Regions from separate parts of the Mus musculus genome. Here all the other regions are linked to region 1. The links are chromatin loops, found by intact Hi-C in ENCODE. Cell type or tissue: heart. All regions are shown on one strand.

Region 1 (5,000 bases):
CTTAAGAAAAGTTTTAGAGTCACATGAAAGCCAAAAGACTAAGATTAGTGGCAATAGTCCCTTAGTTTTTGTGTTTCTCTGTCCCAGACTGGGTGGCTCTTCTGATAGGAGACAGAGTTTTTGGATTTTCCTTTAATAAGCATGTGTGGGTTTAGAGAAGGAGAGAGCTAGGCTCTAACCCCAAAGTCAGCTTTAATTTTTCATTGAATTGGGACCACAAAAAGACCGTTTGCTACTTATGTCTGTAGAAGGGCAGCAGAGACAAGCCGGAGTTTTGGTCTTAGGGGAGGGCGTTTCTCTTGATGATCTGTTATTTCCTTCAGGAGTTTCACTTGTCCAGGAGTCTCCAGATTCCTTAGTTGGATGCTTTTATTATTTTGGAAAGATAAAAACAAAATCTTACCCCAACTCTAATTCTTGGGGGTGGGGGTGGGTTTCCTTTTTTGGTAGGTTATATCTTTCCTAGGACAAGTGTTTTTTGGGGGGGGGGCGACAGAAAAAGTATTATCTTTCAATTAAAATTTTAAAAAATTGTTTTGTAATTTTGAAACTAAATATGCTTTAGTATGTGTGATAAATATACCTATATTCCCTTTTCTTTTTATATATAAATTCAAGGTTTAATTTCAACCTGTTTGTGTGTGTGTGTGTGTGTGTGTGTGAGCAGCTTTTAAATTTAAGTCACTGTAATTCCTGTGTGCTTGTTTCTGCCTTCCAAGTGCTGGGATAAAAAAGGTATGAACCACTGCCTGCCACTGGATTCCTTATGATAGTTATTCTCATAGGGTTGTCCTGGTATAGTTTGGTTCTCCATCTCCCTTATTTTTTAGTGTTAAGGGTAAACTTGCAAGTATTCAAATGTGTGATCTATCATTCTTGCTAATTTATTCAGAACTTATTCCCTGGCAAATTCTAATATTCTAGTTTTAATTAAACTAGACGTCAATGTGTCCACTATTTTCCGACATTTTATCTGTCTTGCCGGTATGAGCTACATTAAAATTGATGTCCTTGCTAAATTTTGCTAGGTTTTACTATTTCCATTCATGCCTCCCATGACCAGATATCTGTACCATTTATCTGCCAGTTTTGAGGTTTTCCATTTTGATGACCTAGACATGGTGCACGGGCACCATGAATTGGGAAGATAGAGATTTTTCCCTCGCTCTCCTAGTTGTTTCTTACAGCCCTTAGGGTTGCACTGGTCTTGCGGTTCCTTCCTCAGGATTGGCCATTCCATCCCCTGGTCTGTAGGCTGCTGCTTTCCGTTAGTTTTGGTTCCATCAGTGGTTGATGAATCATCATTAAACCATGTATTAACCAAATGCTGTCGCCCCACAACATTGGTCTCCATAGTTCAATAGGTGACTTTATTTAATGCTGTTTACAATAAACAAAGAGCTCTTGAATTAAAGGTGTGTGTTAGAGCTGAGCCACACCACAACTAGAAACAGGTTTTCCCAGTAAATAACACAATCTCGAGGGTCACAGTGTAACCAAATATCCTGTAACACCTAATTGTGTCATTTCGTCAAAAGAAGTTTTCTCCCTCCCTCCCCTCCCTTCCTTCCTCTCTTTCTTTTTTTCTTTGTTTCTTCTTTGTTTCTTCCTTCCTTCCTTTCTTCCTTTCTTCCTTTCTTCCTTCCTTTCTTTCTTTCTTTCTTTCTTTCTTTCTTTCTTTCCTCTCTTTCTCTTTATTTCTGTTTTTGTTTGAAACAGAATCTCAGTATCTCAGCCCGATCTTGAAGGGACTCTGCCCAGCCTGAGCATGGCAATTGTGGCTCTGGCAGGCCTTGTCCTTCTCCACCATTTCTTCTGCCTAAAATACAAAACACATAAACCTGTTAGACTATATTCCTAAAGCTAGCCACCAAGGTCTATTCCCTTATTAGGCCACTTCCTCCTCCGGAGGCTGACTACCAAGGTCCAGCCATCAAAGTATTGGGGTCAAGCAATCAAAAGTCCCCTTCAGCTCATCTAATGAACATGTTCAATTAAAATTAAAAACCTTATCCTAACATGGGGTTTCCCCTTTTACCTCTATAAACTGCCATTTTCCTATATGCCACATCTGGCTCCTCCTCTCTATCCCTGCCTCACTTGTTCCCTTCCCCTTTTCCTTGTCTGCTACCTTCTGTCTTTGTCTCTTATTCCCTGCCCTCTATCCATCTGGGCAAATACATCTCCTTTGTGCTGAGAACTTGGCCTTGTGGTCCTGAGCTGATACTGGTCCTTTCAGTCCTCAACCTTGAACCTCTGATCCTCCCATCTCCCGAAAGCCAGGATTGTAGGTCTGTTCAATCCCTGCATCATAGTTACTAGGGATCAAGGCCAGGATGATGGGCAAGTACTCTACCAACTAAGCTAAATCCCTAGCTCTGGAAGGGAAGCTTTAACAACATCCACTGTGTCCTTGTAGTGTGTGTGTGTGTGTGTGTGTGTGTGTGTGTGTGTGTGTATGTTTAGGAATCTTTGTCTTCCCCATGACTGCATTCTTCTGGTGAATTCTCCAGGAGACAGAACACTTGATGTTTTAGCTTTTGTGCTTAGATCTACGTTCCACTTGGAAACTAGAGCCCTTCATAATCTTTCCCTTGAAGTGGTGAGTGGAGGGGGCCTGAGGCGTGAGAGTCAAACCAAAAGAGCCCCATAAGCAAGTGTAACCCCTCCACAAGTAGGTTATTTCTGGGCTTTGCTCGGTCCGCGTCCTTGGGATGCCCCCTGGAGGCTGGAGCTGTGTTACAGCCAGGTCCTTCAACAGTGCTGCCCCATTGCAGAAGCAGCTTGGGTCATAGCCTGCCCATGGACACTGCAGGTTTCAAGAGAGCAAGTTCAGCAGTCCCTACAGGACATAGGGATCAGAACTACTCAGAGAACACACTCCCTGCACCTTCTTAAAAGGAACACAGTCCCCTCACTCACTTGTTTCATCCTGAATCTTGGGTGAGGCCACCAATGGTCACCATCCAGAGTAGTGGTTCTCAACTTTGCTAATGTAGCAATCCTTTAATACATACACATCTCCTCATGCTGTGGTGAGCCTCAAGCATGTATATATCTATATATGTGTATATGTATATATGTATATGTGTACATATGTGTATATGTATATATGTATATGTGTATGTGTATATGTTAATATATGTATGTGTGTATCTATGTATGTATATATGCACATATGCGCATATATTTTTAAACTTTTTATTGATTCTTTGTGAATTTCACATTATGCACCCTAATCCTGTTCATCTCCCTGTCCCTTCATAACTGCCCTCTGCAACTAAACTCCCAAGAGGAAAAATAATCTTATTGTGGAAGCTGTACTGTGTCTCATACTATATGTTTTTGTCTACACATCTTGCAAATGTTCACCACAATGAGTCATTGGTCTGGCTTGAAGCCTCAGGCTTCTGCTACACTATCAATACTGGATCCTCACTGGGACTCTTCTTGAATATCCTGTTGTTGCCCTGTGTCGTGGAGATCCTGTGACTTTAGATTTCTAGCACTGCTTGGGTGTACTGGCTGATTTTGTGTCAACTTGACACAGGCTGGAGTTATCACAGAGAAAGGAACTTCAGTTGAGAAAATGCCTCCATGAGATCCAGCTGTAGTGATCAAGAGGGGAGGGCCCCTTGTGGGTGGGACCATCTCTGGGCTGGTAGTCTTGGGTTCTGTAAGAGAGCAGGCTGAGCAAGCCAGGGTAAGCAAGCCAGTAAGGAACATCCCTCCATGGCCTCTGCATCAGCTCCTGCTTCCTGACCTGCTTGAGTTCTAGTCCTGACTTTCTTTGGTGATGAACAGCAACATGGAAGTGTAAGCTGAATAAACCCTTTCCTCTCCAACTTCTTTTTTGGTCATGATGTTTGTGCAGGAAAAGAAACCCTAACTAAGACACTGGGCTAGCTCATCTAATGTTTCAGCCAGCAAGGGGCAGGGCAGCTTTCCTGATCTCATGCCCTTGGGGACCTCTGCCTACTTGCCTGCCAAATAGGTGGTGAGGAGTGGAGGGGACAGGCATAAAATTATTTTTGTTGCTACAGCATAACTGTAATTTTGCTACTGTTATGAATCATAAGGTAATATCTGACATACAGATATTTAATATGTGACCCCTGTGGAAGAGTCATTCAACTCCCCTCAAAGGGGTCACTCACGATCCACAGATTGAGAACTGCTGATCCAGAGGGAGGCAGAGAAAAGTTGCCTCAAGTGTCAGGTATATAGCAATGACCTGCTTCAATCCTGTAGCCCCACCCATGTCTAGACCTTGCCAAGTGTGACTCATTTGGTAACCTTGCTTGGCCCAGCCATGACCTGTGTATACCAGATGGTCCCTAGTAACAGTAGGGCTTGGGAGGGGCAGAAGTAACCTAGACTGTTCAAACATGACCCAACCCCACAGCCCTGACACTGTCTTCCCTTTGCCACTATGCTGTGTCCCAGGGAAGGACTCAGCAAGTACAGTCCACAGCATGGACTCTGGAATCTCAGGAGAGCACAGCACAGAGCCAGAGCTCACAAAGGGCTCCACACCAGTAGGACCATCATGACTAAGGTTGAGATGCAGAGAAAGGAGCCAGAAGGGACAGCCATTTCCCACAGTGCAGGGCCTTACCATACCAGTATAGATGCAGAGATCTGCAATCACCAACGCACCTGTGACCCCTGGGGGCTTCCTTGATGAAATCTACTCTCCTCCTGGCCCTGGACTGTTGGGAGCCGACTCCTAGCAGAAAGCGGCTACCATCTCTGCAGCCATCTTGGGCTATTTGCTTACAGGTTGTTACTTTTCCACCCCATGAGAGACTTGTTTTCCAAGCATGATATTTTTTGCAAGCAGCCCGCCACAGCTGAACACACTCTGATAACATCCTGGTTTTCTCAGACACATCCTGGACTTGTGGTTAAGTGTCTCCAGCTGCACTCCCCAGCTTGTGCTTATACACCCATAGCTGCCTTTCAATAAACAAGACTTGATCAGACAGACTGTCTTGTCT
Region 2 (5,000 bases), 140 kb before region 1:
CTGAATCTTAGAAACAACAGGGCTGATTCTATTCTTTCTTTATGCTTTTTTAGGCACCAAGATGCTGGGTTTGTCACCCTCTGTCCTTGGAACAAACAAGGATACAGTGACCTCTCCATCCTGGCCTCTGTGGGAGACCCATGCAGTAGGATGTGCAGCAAGGCAGGGGTTAAAAGATGGAGTTAACACCACGTCACAGCTCCTGCTCCTGACTTGGGGCAAGTAGGCAGAAATAAACTCCTTCAGATGAAGTAGCCCCCTGAAAGGCATATGTTTTTGCTTGGTTTGAGCTGCCCCAGCCATAATAGGACATAGTTTTTGGTGTCCATATTGGTTCTTGGAAAATACCCCCGGCTTAGTATTTCACCAGGAGTAATTACCAGGAGCCAAAGACAGAAGAAAATGCAAAAGTCAGCTGCAGCCCTCAAGGCTTTGCATCTTGCATCTGTCAGACAGGAAGTGAGGCAGTGCTACACACTGGGGGCAGGGTGGTGCAACCGAAGAGTAAAAGTCACCAAACAAAGGAAGTGATGGTTCATTCCCCTTTAAAAACGTGAATATACCTCTGTGTCCATAGGCTACTGCAAGGGCTAAGACTAAAGGTTTGGGGCTCCCAATGATACAATTCTTAGGAGAGCCAAGATGCATCAGCCCGAATGTAAGTGGCAGGGGACGGAGTTCCACCTCATTCCAGCACCACTCCCCACTCCACTCCCATTCTTCTGTAACTCCGTCCCCACCTCCACTTAGCCTTTCCATCCTAATTAGTGTTAACTGTCAGCACAGCCTAGAATCACCTGAAACCAGAGTCTCAATGGAGTAATTGTCTTTACCATGTTGGTCTGTAAAAGATGATTTTAATTGCTGTAGGGGGTGCTGCCTACTGTAGGCGATACCATCCCTAGACAGTCCTGGGTTTTATAAAAAAGCTAGCCATGGTTCCTACCTCCAAGTTCCTGCCCTGGTGCCCCCTCTATGGCAGACTGTGTCCTGGGGGGTGCAAGCCAGATAAAGCTTTTCCTTCCCAAGTTGCTTTTGGTTGGAAAGCCACAGAAAGAAATGTAGGAAGTGCACACATGCGCGCGCACCCCCCCCCCATATTTTTCTCATGTTAATTGAGCACCTAGAATAGTCTGGTCATGAGTCAACAGTGTTAGGCAATGCAAACCTGCCCTCGCCCTTCATGGGATACACAGACTGGGCTAGAAGATGTTCATCAAATAAATAACATAAACATCAGTTGCACCTGCACGAGCCATGAGGGCAGGTGCGTGGAGAGAGGCAGAAGCTGGGGTTAGAGGATCTAGGCTTGAACCACAGCCAAGCAGAGCCAGGTGACACCTAGGGCATCCTCCTCATCTAAGCCCTACAGCCCACTGGAATCCAAGAGAGCTTCCACAGATCTGAAGCATCCTTCAGGAATGTCTCGGGTGGAGCCAGGACTTGCTGTCTTGTGTACTCATAGAAAAGTGCTGAGCTAGCTGTCTGCCCATTCGAATTTGAAAACAAAGACACCCCCACCCCCCCACCCCCCACCCCCGCCCCCGTGATTCATGTTGTCTAAAGAGGCAAGGCAGGGTCCAGGTGGAGAGCAAGCTTGCACCTATGGGTACGAGATTGGATCTAAAACCTATGGTCCACCAAGTATGGTGGCTCATAATGGTAATCCCAATACTAGAGAGGCTGAGAAAGGTGAAGCCTGATTTCAAGGCTACCTTGGGCAACGCAGTGAATCTCAGGCTACTCTCAATCCCGTAAACTCTGTCTTAAAAATAGAATTAGGGCCAGTGTGATGGCTTAGTGGGTAAAGGTACTTACTGTCACGCCTGATGAGTCTGAACCCAAAGTCTCACATAGAAGGGGAGACCAAGCCCCACTAGTTGCCCTCTGACCCCTCCCCAACATGTGTCATGTCATGCACACATACCCCAAATAAATAATACACAATAAAACCAAAAATCCCCACTCCAACAGTAAGCCCCACTGTTACCTGCATTCGAAGGGAATTGGTCCTTAAAACCGGTGCTCCCTGAGCAGGGTTTGCTGTGTCCCTTGTTTTGAGAGGGTCGTTGCAATGGGAGCCTGTTTGCTTTCCAGGGTCTTGCTGTGGCCCACCTGGGAGCTGGGACCATGAGGCTAGGTTCTCTCATACCCAGCTCTTTCTTGGGTCTCTCTACCTTCTAATGGTGACATGCAAGCTGATGTTTAAAATGTCATCATGTGATTCTCATCAGAAACCCACTGAGATGGTGCGGACTGGACTCACTGTGCTACCGTCTTCCTGTAGAGGACTTGGTTTTAGAAGGGAAGGAGTCTTTGCTCCCATTGAAGTTTCTTAGAAGGGACTTGTTTTTAGGAGGAAAAAAAAATTTAGAGGAAGAAAATTGAGACTAGTTCTTGCTCTGGGGCCAAGCATGGCCTCAGAGTCAAACCTTTCTTCCCCAACCTCTCACATGTTAGAATTACAGGCATGTGCCACCATGCCTGGTAAATTTTAGATGTCTTTGAATACACTTAGTGGCAATGATAAAAGACTGTGCCATCTGGAATCCTGTTAGTGGGGCATTACTCTCAACTGCGGAGAACTGGGGAATGGTGATAGAACAACTCAGTGGGTCACAAGAGTCCTATGACTTGCTTGTCCCTTGTGCCTGCTGTGGCCAACAGCAGCCCTTGAGCTCCACCCTTCTGTGGCCACCTTTGGTGGCCTTGTCTCCATGGCAGCCTTCACACCGGTCACGGAACAGCCGTGAATGTGTGCTGTCTGTTATTTTCAGAGGGGCAGTGACATGCTCAGAGTGAAGCATTCCGTCTGGGTTACTTATCTGTCCCTTTGTGTCTGGGGCTTTCTGAAAAGGGTACAGCTGTCTGCTTTCTGGGCCTGACCTGAGGCCAACCTAACCATAGACAGACCAGGCTAGACCGCCATCTAGTGGAGCCAGCGGGAATAGCAGACCTGTTGGGGCCCTTTGGGGCCCCTGGCTGTTTCAAAAAGGCTGACAAATAGATGCACTTTGTCAATTTGAAGACAAAACTAGATGCACTATATGCTGAAGGGTACATTTCATGTATCTGTGTTGAGAGCAGGAACACAGTTTTAGATTTTTCTCCACATGGTCTCTATATCCCCACCCCAAGTTTTCGTATTCTGCATTAACTATCTATGTTAGAGCAAAGACTTTAAAAAAAAAAAAAACTATGGGACATACAAACTATATTTTTCTCTCTATTGGCTTTTTTTGAGGCCTCCACATGCACACACGTGCTCCCAAACATGAACATGCATACACGAATACATACCCAAGGAGAGGGGAGCAGGGCTCTTCCATTCTGTAAATGCATACACATGTTCACAGTTGTGAACATTCATACATGTGCACACCCCCAAGGAAAATGGAGCAGGGCTCTTTAACTCTGCAGACAGTGAGATATGACTGTCTCAATCGGGGCCTGCCTTAGCATCCCCAGATTGTACAGTTAGGCCAGTGTGAACTTCACACCTGCTAATAACCCCACACATGAGCAGTGGCTAGCTGTGACTCCACTGGTCTGTGCAGCAGGGCCCCTGAGTCCTTGCCATGTGCTAGTTAGACTTGGGACACACCTAGAAAAGAAACGGGCATCGGAGGTGCCCACTGGTCTTGTGTTTGGTGACCATTTTCACTTGCTATTCATGTTGTCTGTGCTCTGTAACCTCAGAGCATGGTGGTTACCATTGTAAACCTGCACAGGTATCCACAGAGTCCCAGGCCACTCATATCTGTGAGTCTGAGATGCAGTGTCACTCCTCTTTTGGTGAAAACTCTTGGGGTCAAAGCTAAGAACTTCTGAACTTGGCATTAAGAGGGCAGCAGGTTCTGATGGTGTTTCAGCATGGTGCCTGCGTGACTGACTTCCCAGAGGCCCAGGAATGGAACTTGGTCTCATAGTAGATGTTGAGCAAAGGAAGGGATAGTCCTTAAGTCAGACTCAGCCTCTGTCCCCAAGACACCCTCTACCCCAGGTGTGTACATCCCTTGGGACCCAGCACCAATGCACACTGCTCTCAGCCTCCTAGACTGCTCCAAGTCCCACTGAGGCTTCTATCTGAGGGAAGGAAGGGCCCCAGAGAGGCAGGAAAGATGGGGAGAGCCAGAGTTTAATAAGAGTTTCTCTTTTTACTTTTTAAATTATAGCACAAGCTAGCGTTTCTTGATTTGTGCAGTTGGTTTGGACTTTTTGTTGTTGTTATTGTTGTTGTTGTTGTTGTTGTTGTTGTGTTTCTTTTGTTTTTTAGCATCAATCTCCAGATCAATACAGGTCTTTGAAATGATCATAGGAGTTGTAATTCAGTGCTTTGTAATATTTGACAGCTGTCCATTTCCCCCACAGGTAGAAGAAAGACCAGACAAAGACTTTGCTGAGAAGGTAAGGATTTCTGTAAGCCTCTGCCTTAGCTTAGTTGTGAAACGAGATGGTCTTGGGTGAGGCTGACAGGAACCCAGTTACTTGGTGCTTAATAAAGTAATCGAATGACAGAGGCTACTAAGAGGGCCACACAACATGATGTTATATCCCCAAAGGAGTCCATCATGAGTTGAAATATGAGGGACAGCGAAGAGCTCATGGCTAACCAGACACCAGTGAGACAGCTCCGAATGAACCCTCTTTATCACTAGCCAGAAGTCCAGTAGAGAAACTGAGTTTAAAAAAGGGTGCTCTGGGGCCAGAGAAATGGCTCAGTGGATAAAGTGATTGCTGCACAAAAGTGACAGCTTGAGTTCAAATCCCCAGCCCACATGTAAAAAGCCGGTGTGTTCACACGGACCTGTAGCCCCAATACTGCAGCTGGCCATCTAGCTCACCGTGCCTCACACACATGCTCATACACAAACATGATCACCTGTGGAAGCTAACATTGACAGAAAAGGTTCTGAGATGTTCAACCCGTTGGTAATTTTGGTTTTACCTAATCACATCTGATCTTCACCCCATTCCAGGGCTCCCGTAACATGCCTAGC
Region 3 (5,000 bases), 310 kb before region 1:
GAATTTTATGCAGCCATGAAGAAAATTGAAATCATGTTGTTTGCAGAAAAATGGGTGCAACCATAAATCTTTGTTAAGTGAAAGCAGGCAGACTGAGAAAGACAAGAGTTTACATTTTTATGCATCTATGTGTGTTTATGTTTGTGTGTTTCTAGGTCACAAAACTAGAAAAGGGATCATGAGAGGGGAGGAAGAGATAGAACTTTTGTTTGTTTATTTGTTTGGGGCTTGGGGGAGGGGTTTGGTTTCTTGTTGTGTTGGTTGGGGGGGGGTTGTTTTGTTTTGTTTTGTGTTTTTGTTTGGTTGGTCGATTTATTTTTGTTTTTTTTCGAGACCAGATTTCTCTGTGTTGCTCTGACTGTCCTGGACCTTGCTCTGTAGACCAGGCTCGAACTTAGAATTCTGCCTGCCTCTGCCTCCCAAAGGGCTGGGATTAAAGGTGTGCAACACTATGCCTGGCTGGCTAGAGGAAGGGCTCTTAAGGGAAGTGGCAAGTAGAAAGGGTGATGGATTCCATGGAAAGGAAAGCGTATGTAAGGACTAACCAGGAAAGGGAAAGAAAGCAGCTTCCGGGGAGGAGGGGAGACACAGCTGAGAGCAGAGCATCATGACCGGAATGAAGAAACCGTGATGAAGCCCAATACATTGTATTTTAATTCAAAAAATGTATTTAGTAAAAACAATGTAACATTGAAAATTATGACTATTCTGTGTCTGTGTCTCTGTCTCTCTGCCACTCTGTCTCCCTATGTGTGTGTCTCTCCTACCCACGCCTTTCTTTTCCTTGTTGGCCATCGAAGTGGGCCATTGCCACTTCACACCAGATGCCACCTCCCTGCACCCCATGGAAGCTAAAACCTTGCAAGTCCTCAGGAGACAGTGGGCCCCATGTCTTGCTAATTTTCCTCACTAAGGACAGATTACCGTTATCCCATGTAAAACTAAAAATATTGTGTTTGGCAGATACTCCGTGAGACTCGGAACAGAAAGGGTACATTCATTAGGGTCTGGGGGACATTTTCCATCGTTGCAGCTGGTTCCAGTTGGCAGGCTCGCCCGGAACTGGGTTACTTCAAACGGGATAGTCTCGAAGAACAGGTTTCTCCTGGAACTTCCGGGTACAGGGTGATTCCTGTCTGGAGCCTCTCCAAGCCAAGCACTCAGTCCCGGCTCCGCAGGAAGAGTCCTGGGCCTCGGCTTGGTGCTTGCTGGAAGACGCCCTAAACCACTTGTTGAGGAAATATCACCTGGCCTTGCCCTCGGGATTCTGTTACCCACAAGAGAGAGCACAGGGTTCAATCATAAACGCCACAGGCATGCTTAAGAGCTGTGCCGTTTCAGTGAAAAAATCATAGGTTTCGTCTCTAGCCTACCCAAATTGCGGATGATTTAAGCCCAACCTATTTGTCCCCTCCAGAAAGAGGGCAAGATGGCTCTCTGCCTTGAGCCTGTGGCGCTTTCGCTTAGCTTCAGCCACTGTCCTCTGCCTATGGAAATGACCCTCTGTCTGTGTCCATTCACACTGCGTGCATTCACTGGTCGGTTGTAGAAACAAACTGTCTAATGTATTTCTTATCCCATTTTTTCCCAAGGGGGCTGAAGGGCAAAATACAAAAGGAGAGCTCCAAGAGGGAGCTGCTGTCGGACACAGCCCATCTGAATGAGACTCACTGTGCCCGCTGCCTGCAGCCCTACCGGCTGCTCCTGAACAGCAGACGACAGTGCCTAGAGTGCAGCCTCTTCGTCTGCAAAAGCTGCAGCCACGCCCACCCAGAAGAGCAGGGCTGGCTCTGCGACCCCTGCCACCTGGCCAGGTGAGGAGCGGGGAGGCAGAGCCCGTCCCTAATGGTGTCTTAGCCTGGTGTGTCCCTTTGGGGGACTGGCTGGGGGGGCGGGGAGGCACTGCCTCAGGCTGCACCCATCTCCCCGCAGGGTCGTGAAGATCGGTTCTCTGGAGTGGTACTACCAGCACGTGAGGGCTCGCTTCAAGCGTTTCGGGAGTGCCAAAGTGATCCGGTCTCTCTGTGGGCGGCTGCAGGGTGGAGGTAAGGGGAGGGCTGGTCTGGGGATGTTCCAGGAGCGCTTTAAGTTGAAGAACCCTTAGAATGGGGTTGGTTGACGCCTGTGGGAGGCGCAGGCACAGTTGTTTGGTCAAGTTGAGGGCCAGGGAGCTATCACTTAGAAGTTTACAGAGTTTCAGAAGTTTGACCATCTTGAGAACTATGGGAATTAAAGCTTCCTGACTGCCATTATTACCTGCCAATTTCAAAACTGCTGCCATTACTACCAGGAGGTGGCGCTGTGGGACAACAAACAACAACTTTGAAGCACTTTCTTGCAGGAATTCTCAGCAAGCCAGCTGAGGCTGATCTGCTGGCTCAGGCTCAGACTGAGCAGGCACGGGTGGCAGTGGGAAGGACAGAGTCAATCTGAGGGCCTCCCGGGCCCATAACCCAGCAGCCCAGCCGTACAGGATCGGGAAGCGGGTCCCTTTGTCCCCCCAGCAGGTGGTTGGTTGTAGGCAGCAGAGTGGCAGGCAGGATGAGGGATGGAAAGGTTTGTAAAGTGACCAAGGCCACTGTAGCCTAGGACACAGCCTGAGACACCAAGCCCAGGCTCACCTTGGAACAGTACACTGCTGTGAAACTGACGAAGATGTTATGTGGGGTTTCTGGATAGATCGATGAGTCAGTGGTAGACAGAAGTATAGGAAAGAAAGATGAGCCAGTATATGGTGGTAAACAGGCTGACTGGCTGGGTAGATGGGTTCAAAAATAGAAAAAAGAAGAAAGGCAGGAAGGAGAGGGGAGAAGGATGTCTTAGTTTTCTATTGCTGTGAAGTGACACCATCTTATAGAAGACTTTATTTGGGGTTTATGGTTTCAGAGGGTTAGAGTCTGTCTTAGTCAGGGTTTCTATTCCTGTACAAACATCATGACCAAGATGCAAGTTTGGGAGGAAAGGGTTTATTCAGTTTACACTTCCACATTGCTGTTCATCACCAAAGGAAATCAGGACCGGAACTCAAGCAGGTCAGGAAGCAGGAGCTGATGCAGAGGCCATGGAGGGATGCTGCTTACTGGCTTGCTTCCCCTGGCTTGCTCAGCTTGCTTTCTTATAGAACCAAGACTACCAGCCCAGGGATGGCACCACCCACAATGGGCCCTCCCCTCTTGATCACCAACTGAGAAAATGCCCCCACAGCTGGATCTCATGGAGGCCCTTCCCCAACTGAAGCTCCTTTCTCTGTGATAACTCCAGCCTGTGTCAAGCTGACACACAAAACCAGCCAGTTCAGAGTCCATGACCATCATGGTGGGGAATCACAACAGCAGAAAGGCAGGCAGGCTTGACACTAGGGCAAGAGCTGAGAACTCACAAGCAAGAGACAGACAGAGAGAGAGAGAGAGAGAGAGAGAGAGAGAGAGAGAGAGAGAGACACTAAGGATAGCAGGAGTTATTTGAAACTTCAAAGCCCTTGACATACCTCCTCCACCAAAGCCATGCCTCCTGATCCTTCCCAAACATTTCCACCAACTGGCAATTGGGTATTCCAACATATGAAGTTATGGGGGCCATTCTCATTCAAACCTCCACAGATAGTAGTTGGCAGGTGAGTGGAAAAATGAATCCAGAGACAGTTAAGTGGTCTCCCATTTTGGCCCTTTATGGGTGGAGCCATACACCTGTAAATTGCAGGTGGATCTGAGCCAAGCTTGGAAGAAGGAAATGGAGACAGTGAGCAGACTGATGAGGATGGAGACCTGGACACAGAGGCCAGAGACCAGCCCCTCAACAGCAAAGTAAGTCCTGCCCAGGCACTGTCTGTCTCCATAAATCCCATAGGTCTCCTGCCCGTCCTCATGCCCCCCATCTCCCTTACATCTCTCCCAGACATGCCATAACACAGGCATCTGCATTTCTCTCTGGCTCCCACCCCATACCCACCTGGGAACCTGTGTCCGCCGCAGTGGATCCTCATCCCTAAGCATGGGACTCCCTCCTCCCTAAGCCCCTCCCTCCTGAGCTTCTCCCTCCTACCCAATTCCCTCCCTCTTGAGATCCTCCTGTCTAAGCCCCTCCCACCTGAGCTCTTTCTTAAACCTCTCCCTGATCCCTAAACTCTTTCCTCTTAAGCCCCTCCCTTCTGAGCCCCTGGCTCCCAAGCGTGGGAGCTCAGTGGTCACTTCAGAACTCAAAAAAAAAAAAAAAAAAAAAAAGTACAGATAGACAAAACCTACTGCAAGGCCTGTCCTGACTGACTGGCATTCTGGGACACCGAGGTGCTGTGACAAAGTGTACAGGAGGGCAGACATGTGTCCAGATGGCTCAAGAGACATGCATGGCAGCAGACCTTGCACCTTTCAGATTATAAGCCTTGTCTTTATAAGTGGTTGTTGCTCTTCTCATTTGGCTTCCTGTGGTGGAGACAGGCTAGGCCAGTGCTTTGGTTTGGGGACAGGGTGGTAATGATGATTCGGAGAGAGGGAAGTAGGCTGAAAAGTGTGAGTTGTTTTTGAACCCTTTGAAGGTGACAGGGCTGTAGAATCAGATCTGAGAAACGCTCCAGGCACACACACAGTCGTCCTTTGCACAGGATCCAATTCACACCATTTGCTGAGCTCACAGCATGTAATCCCACCAATGTCTAGAACATTCTAACAATAAAACATGCATTTAAAGGATCAGAGTCACTGTACTGAGCAGTGGAGTTCATAAAGTAATGATCATATATCTAAAGAAAATGGAGTGGTCACCTACCTCTACCCCATAGTCAGTGAGCTCCATAGACCTAAAGTCCCAGGATGCCCTCTGTGTGAGGTACCTTCAGCCCTGCTGCAGCTCACACCCTAGGCAGCACCCAGTAGGCCGAGAGAGAACTCATTTTTCTTAGAGTAGAGCACAGCTGAGTTCCTGGATACAATGTCACTTCTGATGACACAGACACGGTGGGCCCGTGGGTCCCACAGCCATCTCAGGGCTCCTTTGGATCAGTTTCT
Region 4 (5,000 bases), 60 kb before region 1:
TGAGAAGACAGTTGAGCCAGAGATGAGATTGTTAGGAGACAGTTGAGCCAGGAGGAGCTGAGCTGGGTAGATAGGCTACAACAGTTGTTTTGGTTTGGAACTGAGAGAAAGGAGTGTTTAAGCAGACTGCTGGGGAACTGAGAGAGGAACAACGGATTGGGGGAAACATTTGAAGGGGCTGGGCTAGAAACTGGAAGGAGGGCAGGCAGTGAGTTAAGAGAACTGATTACTGTTGATAGGAAATGAAACATTAAAATAGATAAAAAGCACACATTTTACATGTGCCACCACCGCCTGGCCCACATATGCAATTGTAATTGTGTGTGTGTGTGTGTGTGTGTGTGTGTGTGTGTGTGTGTGTGTGTGTAGGGTCCCTTCCATCCCATGTGTGAAACTTCACTTCGTCGTTTGTGATAGGTCTAGGTAGAGCTGACTTTTCCCTTTTTCAGCTCCATGGTTTGTGGGTGTTGGTTTTCTCTTCATTTCTAGATCATTGAGATGTTAATTCTTTAGTTCTATTTCCATATCTCCCATACACCAGCCTCTTGTCTCCTGTCTTCCAGTCTGTCCCTGTTTTCTGCCAAGCATTTAGCTGGTTTAAGGTGGGCTGGACCACAAAGAGCCAGAGCTTGCGATTCCCTCCTTTCCTTTACAGCTCTTGAGTTATCCCAGTGTTGCTGAACACATCATCTTCTGTCAAATGGACAGTTCACTTCTTGAGGGCTTTTTGCATGTTTTTCCCTTGGGTGCATTTGAGGGAGTAAAGTTCCAAGATGCTCGAAAGCCTTGAGTATTTGGATTTTAACAGCAGCTCCCTTGAGAGACTTGACAAACTAATACTTAAAGCTGACTGTTCCAAGGTGCCTTCTGTTAGTCCTTACCTAACAGCTGTGCTTTAGAACAACTGGCCCAGTGACAGTGGCCCGAGTCTAGCCTCCTATTGTCCAGTGGAGAATGGCAAACTAAAAATAGTTGGTGTTCTTGCCAGCTGCACGTGAAGATGTCCCCGTTTGCCTGTGCCACTTTCCTCTGGCTACTTACTGGTGAGGACTGTGTTACTGCTGTGACTGGTGTTAGCAGTGTAATACCCAAAATGAATTCAAGACCACCCAGTACCTTCCCCCTTCAAAAAGGACTTTCCATACTGAACTAGCAGGCAAAGTACAGAGCCAGATAAGGAAGCTGGCTGACTAAACAAATGTAAAAACATAGTTTTAGTGGTCAAAATGACTAAGCTTACAGCTACCAAAACAATATTAGCTGTTCTCAGAGAAATAACCATAACAAGATTAGCAATTCTCTTGCCCCCCTACCCCACATGGAATTCCGACAAAGACCACAAACCACCTTTTGTTGCAAGAATTCCCCTGACGTTAATAGCTGTGACGTTAATGTACTATTACTTTGCTGACCAAATCATAATAACCCACCATGGGGGGCAAGCAAAGTGAGGGACTAGGCCAAAGGGTTACTTAGTTACTATACAAACCAACCAATGCCTGAAAGGGTTACTTGCTACACCAGTGAGAACCCTGTTGCTCAAATCTGCCCCTTACAAAGGTATAAAAAGTGTGATCTTTCTTTGTTCTGGGTCTCTCCTCTGGCCTACGTCCCTAACAGAAAGAAAGAAAGAAAGAAAGAAAGAAAGAAAGAAAGAAAGAAAGAAAGAAAGAAAGAAAGAAAGGAAGGAAGGAAGGAAGGAAGGAAGGAAGGAAGGAAGGAAGGAAGGAAGAAAGAAAGGAAGAAAGAAAGAAAGAAAGAGGGGAGTCCCTAACATGTTGGATCAATAAAAATCCTCATGCGTTTTGCAGCGATGGCGGCGGTCTCTGTGGTCCTTGTGAGTAAAGGTCTTTTGACGAACTCCAACAGCAGTTCTCCTGATCAGTCTTTTTCTATCTGGGGGTTATTGATATTCTTGGGTTTGTAGCCCTGTGGGTGTCTTTCACACTCTTCCTCCGGGACTACAGTTGCATAAGTTAGGCCCCTCAAAGTGGGGTCATGGTTCTAGTATTCTTTGTCCTTTTGTTTTTATAGCCCTGTGTGGCTGTGGTGGTTACGTGTTGCCGTATGCTGTGTGGTCTCGCTTCTTGCTGTCCCGCTCCTTCAGGCTGCCCTGGGACAGCAGCGGTTCTTTTCCTCTGATGCCTAAGGCTAGTCCTGCTCGCTCTCAGCTGCTCTGAGCACAGTTTGTTTCCCTCTACGGTAGCGGAAGCTGGGCTGCTCCAGACTGTGTGTGCACATGCTCTGCTGCTGCTGCTGTGCACTTCAGGGAGTGTCCTTACGTACAGTGTGAAGCCTGCCCTCTGCCTCTCTCAGATGTCTTCCCGAGGCGTTCTCTCTGTTTCTTAGATTGGTTTCTGGACTATGGCTTCCCTCATCCTGCTGAAGTCTGGAAACTTAGTAGGCAGCCCCAGGCTGCCTTGATTTCTTGTTCTCAGGGCTCCCTGAACTGTCTACTGTGGCAATTGCTGAGGTCTGGTTACTTTTCCGTGTATAAATGGGAACTGTATCCACTGAAGGTGTTGTACAGAAGTAGACCTGCTGACTTCTACCTTAATGCCTCTCTCCCTCTGACAGTCTTTTAACGCAGTGTCAGCACATGCCCATGTGAGAGGGGATCCAATGCTGCTGATGACCAGTTAGAAGTGAGCAAATCTCACAGACTGAAGATGCCAACCTGCAGTCCTAGGGCAGCCACACTAAGGCCGGGTGTCAACGAGTTGCATCCTTTCTGTGTGAATTGGGAGAAACTCAGGGCAATTACTGGGGAGCCTCACAGCCTAGATTCTGAGCTGCAGACATGAAAGGAAGGACTGAATGAGGCAGGGCTCAGCTGCTTTCCAGCCATGACTTGCCCGTACTCCCATGTCTGTCCATGAAAGGAGGCTGGCCTCCTGGCAGGGCTTCATAAGGTTCAAAACGAAGGGCTAGCCAAGCCAAAAGAATGTGTTCCCTTCCCCATGTCCCCTTGACTTTAGGACATGTGGGGTCCCCAAGACATAGGTTTATGAACCCCAAATGTCGGCTTGGCCTGTGTTCAGGATGAATACCAGGTTGCTGTTAAGGGTCCTGAGCGCTTGGCCAGAAGGTGGCAGCAGCCTCTAGCCTTGTTCCCCTTGCTGTGAGGAACGCTGCTCACCCACCAGTATTGTAAACCTGAGTGAAGTCTCTGCCAGTGTATGGGGCCAGTGATAGTCTGCTCACCTGCAGCGTGCAGAGTGCAGACCTGCTCAGTTAGTCTGAGCTGCTGCATCCATGACTCTCCAGGTCAGGCCTAGCCTGTACTTGGGGTATCTGCCCCAGGGTTCTCAGCTTGCCGGTGTTACATGGCCTTTCTTGCTCATATTCACACACCCAAGTCTCCCTTACCACTACTGGTCCATCCTGTGTAGAGTCATGGCCAGTAGCCAACCCCAACGGAAGTCTCACCTTTTTACCTAGCAATTCCTTTTGTCCCTAAATTCGGTATTCATGGACTCTGCTACCCTACCCTGGCTTGTCACCACCTGCTGTCAAGCACACCTTTGTCCCTCCAAGGAGCCTTGTTCCCACTGACCATCTTTCCTGAGGTTCCACTTCTTGTCCTACAGACGTTGGTTGTCAGGGCTGGTTTTGGCCACACCACTCCAGCACCCCACGGGGAAAAGGAGATGGGACCACGGGGTGTTTGCAGAGCCCACAGGATAGCTGAGGAACCCAGCCGTCAGAGCGAGGTGCTGAGTTTGGGGACCTGGAGACCCTCCAAGCCCATCCGGCCCTGCAGACATTCCAGGAGGCTCCCCTCTAGTCCCAGCCGCGCTCCAGCCTCAGGTGCCGCCCGCCAGCTTCCGCCCTCGACAGCCGCGGGCGTGGGAGCCGCAGTGGGCCGGGCGCGGTCTCTCCTTAGCTCCCGCCCCCGGCGCGTCTCCAGCGGGCGCAGAGCTCGGCAAGGCGCTGGGACGGTGGGGCTCTGCTTGCCATGGCCCCGGGCCTGCGGGGCCTCCCGCGGTGCGGCCTCTGGCTGCTGCTGGGTGAGTAGCCCGGGCTGCAGCGTTGGTGGTGACCTGGGGCCGGGAGGGCAGCACCTGAACGCACCTTACTCAGGGCATGGGGTCTGGGCAAGACAGTAGAGTGGTGATGGGGGCGGGGGAGGGGGCGCTGCACCACCTTACGCTGCCACGGAGACGAGGTGGCTTGGGCACATCATCCAGCGGGCCATCCGAAGGCATCAGCAACTTTTGATCATACAATGGGCAGCTTGCTTTCCGGGAGGGATAGGGTCGCGGGGTTCCCCTGTCGGCACTTCAGTTCTCCAAACTGATGCAAGCTCCCTGAGCCAGAAGCAGCTTACAGATGTGCAGTCTTCAACCAGAGCCACAGCTTAGGGATCCGGACACTAAGGACAACTGGAAGCCTGACTCTCACCTACAACAGTTGCTGGTTGAGACTATTATTTCCACGGAGGGTGGGAGGCTAGGGGTGAAGGGTGGTTGTTGTTGGCGTGTGTGGCTAATAAATATTAGAGGTGGCAGACTTGCTTGGGATTTTGTTTTAGATTGATCAGAAACTGTAGCCCAGGGGTGACTAACAAGAAACTGCCCATCTCAGTTCCCTTGTCTGTAACGTTCTCAGGACCCGGGGCTGTCATACCTCTTGGACATAATTCAGGTACATAGCTACATTTTAACGAAAGCAAACAAAGAGTCGGTCCAGTGTCCCTGGAAGGGCCTGTGGCTTGATGATTCTTGTGGTCTTTTCCCATACCCATGGTATTGGTCAGAGGCACCTGCTGCACAGGCTCTGGTGGTGGCAAAGGCTGCCCACTAGTGCTGTTTATAGCCAAGGAAGCAGCTTGGGGCAGTGTGGCCTGTCCCCGGTGACTGGGCAGGAACAGCACTGGACACCTACCGTTTGCAGGGCAGAGCTCTCCTGTTTTTAATCCTTGCCAGGGAGTGCCAGATCTACACTTTAAAAATCTGTTTCTGTGTAATAGAATCTAAAGGTGGATTTGCCCCTTATAT
Region 5 (5,000 bases), 200 kb before region 1:
AGTTACCCAGTAATGGTTTTTCCTTAGTTCTTGGCTTCTCAAAGGGAGGAATTTGAGTTAGAGACACAGATATGAAGCACAAGACTGTTTAGCAGAGCAAAGTGATAGTCCACTTTAGAGAGATTAGAGCAGTCAGACCCTAACCCTGGGGAGCAAGCTTGTGTGTTGTGTATTTACAAGAAGTTCTTTTTTGTTTGTTTGTTTTTGTTTTTTGGTTTTGTTTTGTTTTTTGAGACAGGGTTTCTCTGTATAGCCCTGGCTGTCCTGGAACTCACTTTGTAGACCAGGCTGGCCTCGAACTCAGAAATCCGGCCTGCCTCTGCCTCCCGAGTGCTGGGATTAAAGACGTGCGCCACCACACCTGGTTTACAAGAAGTCCTTTACTTATTTACTTGTGTTACATTATTTTATGTGCAACGCACACATGCACACATGACCCTTCCAGAGTCACTTCTCTTTCTCTGTCCTACCTTCCTCGGGATCAAACTCAAGTCATCAGGCTTGGTAGCAGGCACCTTTATGGGCTGAGCTACTTCTCTGGCCCCAAAAGAAGTTCCATGACTATTTATAAGTCAGGTGGCATATTCACAGGGTAAGATAATCCTATCTCCTCCCAAACCATGGTAGACTAGATCTTCCATTTAAGGTACTTCTTCCCATAATTCTCTTGAAAAGTCTCAAAACCACAAAGCAAATCATATTATCCAACTTTTGAGGTCCCTGGCGAATGGGAAGCATCTGTTGACTGTGTTTCTGATAGAGAAGGAATAGCCTAACTGTAATTTCAAGGATGGTTAACCATAGGGGGCATCCTGACTGACAGGAAGATACAATTTCCTTGGCTCCCTCACATCTGACTTCCTACCTAACCAGAAGACATAAATACCAGACTTTCAGCATCTTTACTTGGTTTCCTCTCATCTAATTTCTTACCTACTGGCTCTCAGTGTCATTCCTATATCCGTCATTAACATTCAGTGTGATGTGTGACAGTATTTGTGGTAATAATGTCCGTATTTGTCTATTGAATAATTGACCAGGTCGGCTGCATAAGGGAGCGCTTTAGTCATTCTGAGCAGATGCACTAAGACCTGAGGAAAGACACTGGCTGTGGGGTGCAGTGGCGTGGTATGAATGGAGAAGCTACTCTGGGGATGAGCGGAGAGGGAGAGGATGTAGGGGACAGACTGAGAGTAGTCTTCATATCTGCTGCATGTGGCCACAGCCGTTTGTGTGGGCTCTGAGTGGTACCAGCCACAAGTATCACCTCCGCTTTCCTGTGATCAGCCAAGCCTCTGCAGTTGTCTCTACACAGCCTCTTCCTCCTGGTGAGGGGAAGAATAGAGTAGCTACACACAGCCTTCTGAGTTGGTACTGGATAGTAGCACCCTCTGTGCTCCAAGAAAGGTGTGTAGGAAGAAGACCCTGGGAGTGGAGGGATGGGAGCTTGCTTTGGACTTTTGTGGCCTTTGAGATACCTTTGGGACTTCTGGGCCAGGCTGAGGTACCTGGCTGGCGGCTGCTGAAGCTCCTAGAATTTAGAATTAGGAAAGAAGATCTGCATGCAGTGTCATCTAGGCCATGTTCAAAGCAGGGCCGTGAGAGCCCAGGGGACAAGAGCAATATAGGAATCTACTCCGCAGAGCCCGAAGACTCTGAAGCGCTCCGAGTGGGCCTGGGATGCAAAGGCGCCTACCCCTGTGCTGTCTTTCTTTGTCAAGTTCAAAAACAGGCATGCTGCAAAAAATACAGGAAGGCTATTCCAAGCCGCGTGCAGGAGTGATTATAGTGATTAGCAGGAAGGCACGATTTTGCAACAATTACTCATAATTTTTCTTGTAATGTGTTCCTGAGACTAGATCTCACACTCTGTCCCAGCTAGCATGGAATGTGCTGGGTGGTCCTGATTGGCCATGGACTTGTTACATTACAATCCCCCTACCTCCTCCGAGGTTGCTAGAGTCAGTCAAACCTACTAAGCACTTAGTTACTAAGCACTTCTGCTCCAAACCCTTCCTCCTCCCCCAACTCCAGCTCTGGGCAGCCTCCCTGCAGTCCAGCCTCCCCCAGAGGGCTCTTCTAACCTGACACTAGAGGGCAGAAGAGAATTGCCCAGCACAGCTTCATGCTTCCTGCTTCTCGCAGCGTTGCTCTAGCAATGGGGAGCTCGGTCGGTTACCTCTCTAGTGTTTCACATCCTTCCAATAACTTTTTTTTTTAATATATATATATTTTTTTTTATTAGGTATTTTCCTCGTTTACATTTTCAATGCTATCCCAAAGGTCCCCCATACCCACCCCCCCAATCCCCTACCCACCCACTCCCCCTTTTTGGCCCTGGCGTTCCCCTGTACTGGGGCATATAAAGTTTGCAAGTCCAATGGGCTCTCTTTGCAGTGATGGCCGACCAAGACTTGGAGTTTGTTCTCAGAGCCTGGTCCACTCCATGCTCCTGGGGTCCAGTTACTCAAGGCTTGTCTCTAGCCTTAGCTGTTTCCAAAACACTGCCTCTGCTTTCCTGGAGCCTTTTGCCTTGGGCAACCAAGCTGCCTGCACCTGCTCACTCACCTCTTTAAAAATAGCTCCAGGGCTTTCTTGTGCTGACTAGACAGTGGTTGTTACACTGTGTCAGGATTGAAAAGATACACTTAGTAAGTCTCACACTTCACAAGTACGTTTGCCAAAAGTTTGCAAAAGGATTGGGTGTAACGCCGTTTTGTTTTGTAAATTAGAACATTATTCGGAAAGGGCCCCTTGCCTCCCTAAGGAGCCAGAAGCATCCTAACACAGGCGGAAACAGGCAAGTACTAAAAACAGCTGCAGCCTAATTAATTAATTGCAGTTTCCTGTGGTTGGTTTGTTTTTCTTTTTCTTTTTTTTCCTCTTTCTCAGAGAAGGTTTGGAAGTCTCTGGAAACACACAGGAAAGGTTTTTCCTTCCAATTTTTATTTCTTCTTTTTCAAAGAACAGGACGGAGGCAAATGAGCCTTGTATTACATCCCTCTTTTAAAATAAAAAAAACCATCCTCAAGCTCATAGAAAATATTCGAGAGAAAAGGCAGTGAATGAATCCTACCATTCATCAAAGCCCTCCCTCCCCTCGGGACTCAGGGAAGAAGAAAGACCCAGAGGCAGATGGAGGACTCCTAAGTCTTCCAGACGCAAACAGGACTGATAAGCATGTGAACTCACAGAGACTGTGGCAGCATGTGGACCTGCCTAAGTCAAGCCAGACAGGGTCCCAGCGCTGAAGGGCACTCATCTTAACCAAGAAGCTGGCTCCAATTGATGCATGCTTGCAAAGGAGTCTCACCAGATATACAAATGACAGTTACGGGGAGGCCCAGTGCCCAGCAGTAGATGGCCAACTCAGAATGTTTCCTGTTCTCTCTCTCTCTCTCTCTCTCTCTCTCTCTCTCTCTCTCTCGTCTGTTTTGGTTTTGCTTGTTTATTTTCTGAAGAGAGAAAGAAGGCATGAAGCTGGATGGATGAGGAGGTTGCATCCTATCACAGTCTTATCATAAATGCCATTGCTCTGTGTGTGTGTGTTGCTCTATCATCTATGGCATATGCCTTTGAGACTGGGTTTCTCACTGAATCTGGAGCTAGGCTGGTGACTAGAAAGGGCCAGCATTCCTCCAGTCTCCATGTCCATTAGTGTGGGGTGACAGGCACCCTATAGCCTTGCCTTTTATATAGATTATGGGACTTGAACTTGAGTCCTCATGCCTGTGTACCGAGCACTTCTGCCCACAGAGCCTTCTCCACACCCCATCATTGCTTAATGAAAGAAGACAATGTTGATAATCTCTTCCCCTGGCTGGGGATATAGCTCAGCATTTTTCACAAACTAGGTAAGGGATGGGGGTCTTCCATCCTTAGTCCTCGTCTTCAAGTTAAATTGGCAGTTGCCAATGTGCCACACCAGCTGGCCACGCCCAGTTGGCTGTTATTTCCCTGGTGGTGGTAGCCTGAATATGCACATGGAGTTGTCAGTGAGATTCTGCTTTTGGGGATCAGCTGTCCAGAGCCAAGAGGTTGGCTCCCTGCACTCTCTGAGCACTTCTCCCCCACAAGATTTCCTAGTTTTTTCGGTGGCTGATTTCATCTGGAATCAGTTGGGATTCCACCATCCTCCCCCTATTTTCTAGGGGAAACCTTGCCTGGCTTGCCTCTTCCTCTCTTTGTAATGTTAAATAAACAAGAGTGTGCACTTGCTTTTTAAAAATAGTATTCCTTAAATTGTGACGAAATAAGCACAACAAAATTCCACCATCTTTCCCGCATCCATTGTCTTCTTGCACAACTTAAAAAACATCGGCTTCCTATTTTCTCCTCACCCAGCCTCTGCCCCAACAGTGCCACCTTCTGTCCCTGAGACTCTGACCACCAATGGGACCCTGGCTAGGGTGTGACATAGCATTTTGTGCTGAGCAGAAGAGGGACCCTGGGCTTGATTCCCAACAACCCCAAACCAAAATTAAAAACTTCTTAGAACCACATGTAACTGCAGCCATGCGATACTTTACAGACAGACCTTAAGGTCCTCGTAGTGTGTACAACTTTGACCTCCAGGTTCCTTTCTAAGGCTAACAGCATCCCGGTCTATGGACCATCTGTTCTTCATCTATCTGTGGATCACACCCATCTACAGCTTTTGCATTTAATGTGACCTCTTTGACATTTTAATGTGGGTTTCTTGCCATTATAGAACCTGATATTATTAAGCCCCCTCCCTTATTTCTGTTTTATCTCTGTGCATGCCTTATTGAATCTCCTGGAGTTGAATATGCTAAAATTAGAAATTAACAAGAACAAGAACAAGATATTAAAGAGTTGGGCATTGTGACAAAGTTCTGGCCTTGCAAACCTGGTGATCTGAGTTCAGTTCCCCAGACCCACAGTGAAAGGCAGGAACCTCCTCTACCTATGGAGGTTGTCCCCTAACCTCCATAGACATGCATGGTGTGGCAAGAGCATCTGTCTATGCATACGTGATG
Region 6 (5,000 bases), 130 kb before region 1:
GGTGGTAGAGCACTTGCCTCCTATGTGGGAGGCCCTAGGTTCAGTCTGCAGCACTGCAATGAGAAAACAAAAGGCAGGAATGGAAGTTATGAAGCAGCCTTGCTCTATAGCATCCCTTGCTTAGAAACCCTAATGTGTGAACAGTAGTTGGTCTAGCCTGGGATAAACCCAACAGCTTTTTTTTTTCTCATTGGTGCCCTGGATGACAGTGCCTCCTAGACCCTGCTTCTTACTTATCTTGCTATCTGTGCTAATCTCTCCCTCTCTTCATCTCTCTCTCCGCGCCCGCCCCCCCCCCCCGCGCTGACCCCCCTCTTTCTCCTCTGTTGCACGCTCAGGCATTAGAAAGACAGAAAGAGTTCTTTGATTCCATAAGGAGCGAACGAGATGACCTTAGAGAAGAAACAGTCAAGCTGAAGGAGGAGTTGAAGGTACGAAACCGAAGCGCAGCTTAAGAACAGCTCCACGGTGACAACTTCCATGGGCACTGGCTCTGTGTTTCATCACTGTCATGTTAATAAAGTCGAGCTTTCGGTTAACTATCCCTAGGAAGTAGGTGTGCCAGTGCCCATATGTGCTTCTGCCAGAACCATCAGGTCTTTCCAAGCTGAACAGGTCTGCAAAGTAGCTCAGATTTCTAGCTCTGAATTTGGTATTCGTCTAAATATTTTTTTAACCCTCATTAGAATGTATGTAGTTCCTTGTTTAAGCCTCTTGTCGAGGACTTCCTTAGCTGAACAATAAGTGGAGGGATCCCACATTCCCACCAGATCATAGAAAGGACAAGTTTTGCATCTTCTAAGGGCCATGTCAAGGGGAATCAAGCAGACCCGGGTGGGTTCCCAGACTGCTGCAGCAGTAGCAGTGAGAGGGGTGTGGCATCCCAGCAGCCCCCAGATGCACATACCAGTGTCATTTCCTGAACTCCGCTGTCAAAGTCAGAGCAGGAAAGCAGCAAGATACAGGCTTACAGCTAAGATCTAAATGAGGCTCTGTACTGGCTGGTTTTGTGTGTCAACTTGACACAGCTGGAGTTATCACAGAGAAAGGAGCTTCAGTTGAGGAAATGCCTCCATGAGATCCAACTGTAAGGCATTTTCTCAATTAGTGATTAAGGAGGAAAGGCCTCTTGTGGGTGGGACCATCTGTGGATTGGTAGTCTTGATTCTATAAGAGAGCAGGCTGAGCAAGCCAGAGCAAGCAAGCCAGTAAGGAACATCCCTCCATGGTCTCTGCATCAGCTCCTGCTCCCTGACCTGCTTGAGTTCCAGTCCTGACTTCTTTCAGTGATGAACAGCAATGTGGAAGTGTAAGCTGAATAAACCCTTTCCTCCCCAACTTGCTTCTTGGCCATGATGTTTGTGCAGGAATAGAAACCCTGACTAAGACAGGCTCCTAGTCCAGGCTGTGTGCAGCAGTTGGGAACCAGGAAAAAAAGTGCCGTGAACCAAGTAGATAGTGAGGAGGTACTCTGCAACAGAGGCAGGCAGTTGCTTTCCAGGGGTTGGCCATGTCCTTGGCACAATGATTGTTTGAAGAAGGAAGCATCCCCTTACAAATGCCATCTTTATGCAAACTGCACTCTGTCTTTCCACAACACTTACATATTCCTTCTTTATCCTGCTCTCCCTTTGTTATTATTTATTTATTGTTATTTATACAAGTACACTGTAGCTGTCTTCAGACACACATCAGAAGAGTGCATTGGATCCTATTACAGATGGTTGTGAGCCACCATGTAGTTGTTGGGAATTGAACTCAGGACCTCTGGAAGAGCAGTCAGTGCTCTTAACCACTGAGCCATCTCTCCAGCCCATACCACCCTGAACACTCCCGATCTCGTCTGGTCTCCCTTTTTAAAGACAAAGTTTGTGTTGAAAGGTTTGTTTACTTGATATTTCACTTTCGTGGCAGCCCACAGGTCATTGCCCTAGTGAAAAGAAAGCCTTTTTAAAGTGTCTTCTCACCAGACAATCAGTTGTAGATCTCCCTGCCTTGATAAGACTGTGAACATGGTACCTAGGCACTTCTCCATCCCTGTAGAGTTAGAATCTACATTAGGAGAAACAGCATCCCTTTATAGTTGACAGTTTAACCTGGTCTCACTGAGTGTTATGTTAAATCTGTTTTTGCTCCCAGAAACATGGAATAATCCTAAATTCAGAAATAGCCACCAACGGAGAGACTTCAGACACAGTAAATGACGTTGGGTATCAAGCCCCTACGAAGATAACAAAAGAAGAGCTGAATGCCCTCAAGTCGGCCGGGGAGGGGACCCTAGGTAAGAGCTTTTCCTTGGCTCCTTTCGTTGTTTGGTCAGCGAGCACTGATTCATCTTTGTACACCATCAGATTGGAGTGATTGTCACTGATCGATTAATAGTCACGCGGCATGCCCTTCATTCTGTCACTTTTAGTAATTCTTCTGGACAAACCACGTGATCACCCACGGTGCTATGTAGCATGTATTTTTGTCTAGCGCTTTCCACCCATGGCTCAAGGACACGTTTCTTTTTTCCTTTCCTTTTCTTTTTATTATTTATTTATTTATTTTTTGCATCCCAAGGCTGAGTAGAAAGAGGTAGGCTCAAAGTTCAGTGGTAGAGTCGAGAGTTCAATAATTTGGGTTTTCTCCAGGTGTGTTCCAATTACGACTTTCCTCTTAATCTTGTGATGGAGTTGTGGAAGCTGTGACATGGGTGAGCAGGCCATAGTTTCCCGCCAGCCTGGCACACTTGGGGACCCACCATACAAACATTTGGAGGATGTGAGGTGCCTAAGTGGGACACAAGACACCTGGTGGGTAACCTGGTAGCCCTGATGCTGCTGTCCCCACCCTCACAATGGAAGGCAGCCAAAGTAGTGGGGCGCTCCTTGCTGTAAGTGGGGTGTGCTCACCAGGGGTTGGAAATCACCTACCTTATTCAGAGGGGCTCCTCTGTATGCCACAGTTTTAGCTTCTGTTAAGAATATATACAATTGTGAAATCTAATGGATTATAGAAATATTTTCTATAATTTTCACAGATAAAATGATTTACAAATTAATGTTACTCCTAACTTATGGCTTTGGGATAAATTTAGTTGCTAGGTCCCCGCCCCCAAGGCCAGAGTCTGTGACTATATTGCAAGGCAGAGGCTTTTCTTTTGTCTTCTTGGTGTTTGTGACCATGTGAAAGTCTGGAAGCCTCGCTCCTCAGGACCAATTCCTAGGAGCTTCCACAGCCCTTGTGATTGTTAGAGCAACGTGCTCTTAACCAGTGTGAGTTGTCAAAACAGGAAGAGTCCGTAGTTTCCACCATTCCTCCAGGACAGCCCCACTAGGGATTGGTCCTGCTCTTCTTACCTCCATATACAGTTGACATATCCCTAATAGTCATGTAACATGGCTGAAAGAAGAGATGCCACTTTGTCAGTGACCTTCCCCGCAAAGGGTTTTGATGCTGTACCCAGTCAGACAAGTGCTGTGGGGACATCCCGGTCTGCTTATTTTAGATTTACCTATGTCTGATGTTTCTTTGACGTGAGGTTGCTACATCAATAATCATACATGATAGTAGAAAAATGTAAAGGGTGAAGTTAAGTGGCCTCTAAATAAAGGCCATATATTTTTCCATCATTTTCCTGGCATCAGAGATCCACTGTGGAGATTTTCCAGTTCTTAGAATGACAGGCTTTCACTTCCAGCAAAATAATGTCCGTGAGGCTGGGGATTTATTGACCCCTTGATGAGTTAAGCATTCATCTTGATCTAGCTTTGCCTTTTGTTGGGATTACCACCCTCTTGAGGATGAAAGATCCTATGTGCCCGAAGGGGAACATTATCTGAAGAAGACATGCCAGGCAGCAGGACCTGGACTGCTGTCTACCTCATAGGGTTTACCCTAGCAGCATCTTCCTTGAGACTGGCTTTCTAGCTGAGTTTCCTAAACAGAATGTTCTTTTGAGAAAATGTGGGGGCTACTGTTAGGGCTGTAAGATTCTGAGTACTCAAGTAGCTGAGAGTATGAGGGGCTGGGACTCGGGGTTAGGGTTAGGGGACTGGAAGGAGGACTGAACATTTGAGAAGACTTTGTGTGGCTGCTGGCATGTGGCTGCCTGCCTGTTCCACAGCTCTGTCTGCCAGCTAAGTCAGAACCTCACCTTTAAAAGTCATTCCTCCCAGATGGTAGCAGTCACTCTGGCCTTGGTGGCAGTGGCCCTCCGCTTACCAAAACCAACAAGCTAATGCAATTGCTGCTTTGACACACAGGCCCAGCAAATGCTTGTTTCCCCTCTCAATATCTCAATATCTATCTCTGTCTCTGTCTCTGTCTGTCTCTCTTTGTCTCTGTCTCTCTCAGTGTGTGTGTCTGTCCCTCTCTCTCTCTCTCTCTCTCTCTCTCTTTCTGTCTCTGTGTGTCTGTCTCTTTGTGTGTCTGTCTCTTTCTCTTTCTCTGTCTTTCTCTCTCTCTCTCTCTCTCTCTCTCTCTCTCTCCCTGAGAAAGTTGGGTGGTAACTAGAACATGTATTTGCATTTAAATATATATTAAGTGCCCACCACATCATGGGGTCCCTTCAATTCTCTCAATGGTCTTTTAGGAAAAGCCAAAGAAGTGGAGGTGAAAAAGGAAATTGTGGAGAAAGTGGGGCAAAGAGAAACCTTACAGAATTCTGAGCAAGAACAGCCCAAACCCAACACAGGAAAGGATTGTGTGGACAGAGGGGTGTCACATCCTGGTGAGAAGGCTGAGAACCAGAGACCCGCTGAAGACAGTGCCCTGTCCCCGGGACCACTAGCAGGGGCCAAATGTGAGCAACAGGTTCAGAGCCAAGATCAAGAGAATACTTCTGACCTCAAAAACTCAGAGCAGATCGAGTCACACAAGGTCACAAACAAGTCAGATAGTAGGGCCAGTAACTCCCCTGAACAGTCCAGCTGCCTGGAAGGTCTAGACAGTGAAGTGCCAGGGCCCACTGAGGATTTGAAAACAGATTTGGGGAAAGGTAGCTTTGAACCATG

What was found. Hi-C counts contacts between places; a loop is a spot of excess contacts. Peaks named below come from ENCODE experiments on the same cell type or tissue, not always from the same donor. Only the 100,000 strongest peaks of a DNase experiment are listed, where the experiment ranks them.
Region 2: a loop joins it to region 1, with 2.3 times the contacts of the local background. A loop is called at or near these places in 8 of 42 quality-filtered maps.
Region 3: it touches region 1 in a loop (3-fold over the local background); 2 of 42 quality-filtered maps call a loop at or near these places.
Region 4: a loop joins it to region 1, with 10 times the contacts of the local background. A loop is called at or near these places in 24 of 42 quality-filtered maps.
Region 5: it touches region 1 in a loop (3-fold over the local background); 2 of 42 quality-filtered maps call a loop at or near these places.
Region 6: a loop joins it to region 1, with 2.5 times the contacts of the local background. A loop is called at or near these places in 8 of 42 quality-filtered maps.

The regions. Positions count from the first base shown.
Region 1 is chr1:91,236,590-91,241,589 of GRCm38, forward strand. No RefSeq gene overlaps it. Among named protein-coding and RNA genes, the nearest start is that of Ube2f, 11 kb to the right of the region's middle. In heart, a CTCF peak has its summit at 2,729 (motif pointing left); a DNase peak (open chromatin) is centred at 2,722; H3K27ac peaks cover 1,047 bases.
Region 2 is chr1:91,096,206-91,101,205 of GRCm38, forward strand. It overlaps Lrrfip1 (leucine rich repeat (in FLII) interacting protein 1), which reads left to right. Exons shown (of 25, transcript NM_001310732.1): 13 at 4,372-4,407; 14 at 4,980-5,000. Among named protein-coding and RNA genes, the nearest start is that of Lrrfip1, 45 kb to the left of the region's middle. In heart, a CTCF peak has its summit at 2,938 (motif pointing left); DNase peaks (open chromatin) are centred at 436 and 2,796; H3K27ac peaks cover 2,225 bases.
Region 3 is chr1:90,926,391-90,931,390 of GRCm38, forward strand. It overlaps Mlph (melanophilin), which reads left to right. Exons shown (of 16, transcript NM_053015.3): 3 at 1,593-1,814; 4 at 1,933-2,045; 5 at 3,700-3,803. Among named protein-coding and RNA genes, the nearest start is that of Mlph, 14 kb to the left of the region's middle. In heart, a CTCF peak has its summit at 2,295 (motif pointing right); DNase peaks (open chromatin) are centred at 1,081 and 2,331; H3K4me3 peaks cover 1,110 bases; H3K27ac peaks cover 669 bases; H3K27me3 peaks cover 195 bases.
Region 4 is chr1:91,176,131-91,181,130 of GRCm38, forward strand. It overlaps Ramp1 (receptor (calcitonin) activity modifying protein 1), which reads left to right and starts at 3,692. Exons shown (of 3, transcript NM_016894.3): 1 at 3,692-4,010. The coding sequence starts at 3,959. In heart, a CTCF peak has its summit at 3,084 (motif pointing right); DNase peaks (open chromatin) are centred at 961, 3,111 and 3,921; H3K4me3 peaks cover 1,417 bases; H3K27ac peaks cover 1,357 bases; H3K27me3 peaks cover 1,031 bases.
Region 5 is chr1:91,036,130-91,041,129 of GRCm38, forward strand. It overlaps a transcript of Lrrfip1 not described here. Among named protein-coding and RNA genes, the nearest start is that of Lrrfip1, 15 kb to the right of the region's middle. In heart, CTCF peaks have their summits at 2,091 (motif pointing right) and 4,383 (motif pointing left); a DNase peak (open chromatin) is centred at 2,042; H3K4me3 peaks cover 195 bases; H3K27ac peaks cover 2,026 bases.
Region 6 is chr1:91,110,017-91,115,016 of GRCm38, forward strand. It overlaps Lrrfip1 (leucine rich repeat (in FLII) interacting protein 1), which reads left to right. Exons shown (of 25, transcript NM_001310732.1): 19 at 339-431; 20 at 2,140-2,281. Among named protein-coding and RNA genes, the nearest start is that of Rbm44, 33 kb to the right of the region's middle. In heart, no CTCF peak of the experiment used is centred here; no DNase peak of the experiment used is centred here; H3K27ac peaks cover 968 bases.